Linked DNA regions of Homo sapiens: region 2 is linked to region 1. Evidence: read pairs that join two places in POLR2A ChIA-PET (ENCODE). Cell type or tissue: GM12878. All regions are shown on one strand. Each heading gives the region's core, and the rest is flanking DNA. Links, peaks and the distances in the headings are about the cores only. Region 1 overlaps TRIM14 (tripartite motif containing 14). Region 2 overlaps ANP32B (acidic nuclear phosphoprotein 32 family member B).

Region 1 (2,912 bases), core at 206-2,705:
TTGCCTTAAAGTCCCACTTGAAAGGCTGGAAAAGCAAGTCACAGGCAAGACTTGTCCTAGATAAAGTAAAGTGTGAGGAAGGGGTGCAAATCAAGATTAGAGGCATACCTGATGTGGACCTCCGAGGATCAGAGATGTCCTAGTCCCAGCTCATCCACCAACTTGCCATATGACTTTGGGCAAGTTACCTCACCTTCAGATGCCTCCATTGGAAAAGAATACAAGGGTAAGAGGAGGTGACCCCTGTGGGGGGCCTGTTATTTGGAAAGTGACAGTATTACGACTTTTTTCCTAACTCCCTCCTGTACAGAAACTCAGCCAAGAATGTTTAAAGCAGCTGGCAATCAAGAAGCAGCAGCACATTGACAACATAACCCAGATAGAAGATGCCACCGAGAAGCTCAAGGCAAGTGGACATTTCTTCCTCATACCCATGGAAAGACCCACATTTCCCCCCAGACAAAAGGGACCCCCAATATGGAGCCAATGAAAATAAAAACCAACTGCGAAGGGGCAGATGGTGGGGCCTGGAGCTTCTATAATTCAGGGTTCTTTAGAAAAAGAACACAAAATTACAGACAAAATTAGGTGCAAGACCATGAAGGGGCTCTGCAAGTGAGGGGCCCTGAGCTCCGGTTTCCTTTGCTTTGTGGCAAATCTCTGGTTCCTTAGTGTCATCTGCCAGTCTCTTGGAGGAATTAGCCCATTATCCCAAATTGCCTTAAACAAAGCAAAACACAGCTTAAGGAATATGCAGATATCTCTTTAATTCCACTGCCATGCTGAAAGAAAGCAAGTAGGGTAAGATCTGTTCCACAAATAGGTACTTTCTTCACTCTCCTTTCATAATGATGTTTGAGTGGATTCTCTGTGGATTTTGAATGGGAACTTGAGGCTGATGTTATTCTAAGTAACCATTTTGACATGACAAAGTTGTTGTGTTTTTAGGGCCTCAGGGGCTGGTCATTTCCCCTTGCATCCTCCGTTGCTCCCTCCCCCTTTCATCCTGTTGCTCCCTCCCCCTTTCATCCTCTGTTGCTCCCTCCTCCCCTTCATCCTCTGTTGCTCCCTCCTCGCAGTGAGGGCTGGGGTGGGAGGCCCTCCTGGGGCCTGCCCCACTGAGAGCTGGAAGAACCCCTGCTCTGCACTTTGGGAGGCCAAGGCTGGAGGATCACTTGAGCCCAGGAGTTCGAGACCAGCCTAGGCAAGATAGTGAGACTCCCATCTCTACTAAAAATAAATAAAATAAAATAGCCAGGTATGGTGGTGCACGCCTGCAGTCCCAGCTGTTTCAGAGGCTGGGGTGGGAAGATCGCTTGAGCCCTGAAGCTTGAGACTGCAGTGACCTAGGATCACGTCACTGTGCTCCAGCCTGGGCAACAGAGCAAAACCCTATCAAAAAAAAAAAAAAAAAAGGAACCCCTGACTGATTCACACAAGAGGAGGAGTGGCTGTGACCATGGGAGAAGCTGGCACCCAGTTTCTCCTGTGACCAGGCCAGGCCACAGAATTGGCTCCCACATTTGCCTAAAGTCCATTCTCTGTCAGTTGTCTTCATGACAGTTTGCCAGTACCCTGAAGACGTTTGTAGTTCACACCTGTGGTCCCAGCTTAATAGTGTCTCTCATGTCTTCACAAGCAGAACTCTGGGCTAGGAGATAGACAGTACCAAAGGATTTAGAAAGTGAAAGCTGTCACGTTGGAAGGGTTGTGGGGAGGCCTGAAGATCAGGCTCCCTGTCTGCAAATGCCTGAGCAGATATGGTTTGAGGGCCCCCAAGAATTAGGACCCATGTGGAGGGTCTAGTCTTCCCCAGGCCACACTGGAAGAATTGTCTTGGGCCACACATAAAATACACTAACACTAACAATAGCTGATGAGCTAAAGAAAAAAAAAATATCCAAAAAACTCATGATGTTTTAAGAAAGTTTACAAATTTGTGTTGTGCCACATTCAAAGCTGTGCTGGGCCACATGCGGCCCACAGGCTGCAGGTTGGATAAGCTTGGCCTGAGGGATGGCCTGGGGTAGGTTTCAGCTTAATCTAAGCCATGGTTCTCTTTCTCTTGACCCTTTCCCCAACTAACTTTTTAACTTTTTATAGATTTAGAGGAAGTTGCAAAAATAGTAGAGTTTTGTGTACCTTGACCTAGTTTGCCCCAAGGGTTACTTGTTACATAACTATAGCACACTATCCAAAAAAAAAAAAAAAAAGGATGGTATGTGTGTATAGTTTTATGTCAACTTATCACATGTATAGATTTGCATAACCACCACTGCAATCAAAATGCAGGCTATTCCATCACTGCCAAGTTCTACCTTCTTCTAGGCCAAGCGAGGTGGCTCATGCCTGTAATCCCAGCACTTTGGTAGGCTGAGGCAGGCAGATCATTTGAGGTCAGGAGTTCGAGACCAGCCTGGCCATCATGTTGAAACCCCATCTCTACTAAAAAAAAAATACAAAAAAATGCCGGGAATGGTGGCGCCTATAATCCAAGCTACTCAGAAGGCTGAGGTGGGAGGATCGCTTGAACCCAGGAGGTGGAGGTTGCAGTGAGCCAAGATCATGCCTCTGTACTCCAGCCTGGATGACAGAGCGAGACTCCATCTTAAAAAAAAAAATCTACCTACACCTTTATGGTCACCTCCCTACCCACTGTATCCCCCCGACCAATCCCTAACCCCTGGCAATTATTAATTTGTTTGATAATTGTTGCATTTGAAAATGTCATAAAAATGGAAAATGATCTTTTGAGGTATTTTTCACTCAGCAGAATGCCCTTGGGATCCACCCAAGTTGTTGCAAGAACCACTAGTTCATTCCCATGTATTGCTGAGTAGTAATATTCCACTAATCCGATAGTATGCATGTACCATAGAGGTTTTTTAAACCATTTACCTATTGTAGGCTGT
Region 2 (2,912 bases), core at 87-2,586, 92 kb after region 1:
TAGCCCAGATAGGAATGCCAGGAACAGGACGACTCAACTCTCCTGTATCTGTCCTGGAGTATGTACCAGGAGTCCTGGTGGTGGTGATACAGGAGCGGGTAGGGTGCAGTATCTTACACAAGGTGGTTTGTGCATTTCCACGCTGGCCACTATCATTCTTCAGGTGCTGGACTCCTGAAAGAGGAGTGAACTAAAGGTAAGAGCAGAGGTTGAAAACAGGGCGCCATGGACCGGGCACAGTGGCTCACACCTGTAATTCTGGCACTTTGGGAGGCCAAGGTGGGTGGATCACCTGAGGTCAGGAGAGTTCAAGACCAGCCTGACCAGTATGTTGAAACCTCGTCTCTACTAAAAATACAAAAATTAGCCAGGCGTGGTGGCGGGCGCCTGTAGTCCCAGCTACTCGGGAGGCTGAGACAGGAGAATTGCTTGAACCCAGGAGGCGGAGGTTGCAGTGAGCCAAGATTGTGCCACTACATGTCAGCCTGGGCGACAGCGAAGACTCCCATCTCAAAAAAAAAAAAAAAAGAAAAAAGAAAATAGCTTCAAAAAGATGGCATACCAATGTATCACACATGTAGGTGTGTATGTAGAACACACCTCCACCAACCTCGGAGCAGCTAGTCAGGACCAGTCATCTAGCCCATCATAGCTGCCACCCAGCTCAGACATTTTATAACTAAACTTACTGCAGAAGCTGGAAGCAAACCCTCTCAATGTTCTCCTTCAGATGGGAGACAACTCCAAAAATAGTCTGCTGTGTGACCTCATCACCAAACAGCTTGCTTCTCTGAGGACCATGTCAAAGGCATCTTCACTGGCCACATACAGGTGACATCAATATTTTACTATAATGCACAAAAAGGCTTTGACCTTCAAGGCCCCCTACAAGAGCCCAAATGACTTGTCCAGTATTATCATCTATTCATGTGTTGTCAAATCTACTTGTATCTAACTGTACTCAGCAGTTTCCTACCTTTAACCTCTGCTCACCAAGATACTCCCTTCTCTCTCTATTCCTATTTATAGACGCTATTCACACTTGCATGTGCAGCTGAAGTACTTTCTTTTCTAAGAAGCTTCCCTCCCTCCAGGTTGGGTGCCATCTCTCCAGCCTCTGAGCTACACTAAAACTTACCTAAACCTCTTGCTCCTAGGTCCTAGTAAATATTACTTGTGTTGATGTCTTTTCTTCCTGACTAGTTACTATGAGCACCAAGGGCTGGCTTGTCTTTTTAACCCAATTCCCTTCCCTTTTGCCCAGCCAATAAGCCTGGCATATCCTACAGGCTTGGTAGATACTGGGAAGTTCTGTAAACTTTAAAAAACAACTAAAAACAACAACAACAACAACAAACCGGGAAAAATAATCACTCAAAGTTACTGTGTTTGATATTTGACAAATAAGCAAAACCTTAAGGACACACTTAGGCTACAGAAGAAACCATTTTACAATGTATTGAAGGTTTGCCAAAATGGCCTTATGGTTGGGGAAAATGATGTGTAATACCTGTAAAATCAGAAATCAAATTTTCTTGGATTTTCTTTGCAAAAAAGAAACTCCATTTTAAAGTCTATGGGAGATTTTGATTTTAAAGTACAGTATTTGGGGGCTCCATAGAGACTGTGACTTGTTATAAATTCAAATTAGATTCCAATTTTACATATTGCATTTACATGCATCAAAAACCTCACTCATTCCAGCAGCTATAAGCTAAAATTTACTGAAACAATCCTTAAATCTTCCACTATAAAAAACTGTATTGATAATGCAGTCATACATCTATTTTCGCTAAACGGTTAATCACTGAATACAGACAGAATATCCTCCTTTCTCAAATCCCTTTAAGATCTGTAAGAATAGAGAAAATTTCCATCTTATGGAAAACCTGAGTTGACCTCAGGCAGTGCCTACCCACTGCTTGGTGAGGCTTTTCACATGTCATTCCCCCTTTTCACGCCTGTCTTGGCAACAAACCATACTGTGTTCACCCATCAGTCAAACCCTACATGCTTCAGACTAGTGGAAAGCCCATTTTTCTCTTCAGACCTTCCTGTCAGCAAGGGTCACAGAACATCAGTGCTACAAGTGACTTCAGAAGCCATTTGGTCACACCCCTTCAATTTTCCAGACTGGGTGGTGACCCAGAGTCAACACAAGGTCACACAGAAAATCAGTGGCAGAGCCAGAACTAGAATTCAGATCTCTTGGGATTCTGGTGAAGGCCTTTTGCTTTACACTATCTTCTTTCCCTTAATTCACATAATACTTGAACCTAACATTTTACTGGTTTTCAGGGCCCCAGAGTATTCCATTTTGAACGTTATTTTTTAAAGTATGCTTCATTTACTCCCAGTTATCAATGAGGATTTGATCTAAATGCTCAAAGATCCTACACACTTGTGCAATTCCCCTCAACAACTACTAATATAAAAATGCCAAATAAACCAGTTCTTTGGTGTTTTAACATGAGCTTACAATGAGAGTATAATTTAAAAATGTAAGCATACAACTAGGCTTTACCAAAGAGTAACTGTTTATTTCGCTTAAATTCTTAAAAATACTTTTTTGGCAGTTGTCACATAAAATGTCCTAATGTAAAAAAAATAATAATAATAATTAAAAAGCAAAGCATGAAAAAACAGACCCAAAATGTTAAGATTTTATTTACAAAGCTTTTTTGTTGTACAGAAAGTAAAAATGCTGTTACAATCTCAGTGTAACTGGTAGCCACAGACGGTTGACTCACCAATCACAGCTATCCACGCTACAGCAAGAATCTTACACAAAAACCTAACAACGCTTACAATTTTGTTGGGGTGAAGTCCACAAGCTTGGTGGTAGATTACCAAGAGGGACTACATGGAAGGAAGGCGGAATGTCACAGGAACTATTCTTTGGCTCTTTGGGT

What was found. ChIA-PET counts read pairs that join two places held together with the same protein. Peaks named below come from ENCODE experiments on the same cell type or tissue, not always from the same donor. Only the 100,000 strongest peaks of a DNase experiment are listed, where the experiment ranks them.
Region 2: POLR2A ChIA-PET joins it to region 1 with 8 read pairs; 4 of 35 experiments call an interaction of 5 or more read pairs at or near these places.

Annotation. Positions count from the first base shown.
Region 1 is chr9:98,107,383-98,110,294 of GRCh38, reverse strand. It overlaps TRIM14 (tripartite motif containing 14), which reads left to right. Exons shown (of 6, transcript NM_014788.4): 2 at 311-406. Among named protein-coding and RNA genes, the nearest start is that of TRIM14, 10 kb to the left of the region's middle. In GM12878, for the core only: no CTCF peak of the experiment used is centred there; a DNase peak (open chromatin) is centred at 1,564; H3K4me3 peaks cover 842 bases; H3K27ac peaks cover 2,500 bases.
Region 2 is chr9:98,015,551-98,018,462 of GRCh38, reverse strand. It overlaps ANP32B (acidic nuclear phosphoprotein 32 family member B), which reads right to left. Exons shown (of 7, transcript NM_006401.3): 7 at 2,520-2,912. Among named protein-coding and RNA genes, the nearest start is that of ANP32B, 34 kb to the right of the region's middle. In GM12878, for the core only: no CTCF peak of the experiment used is centred there; no DNase peak of the experiment used is centred there.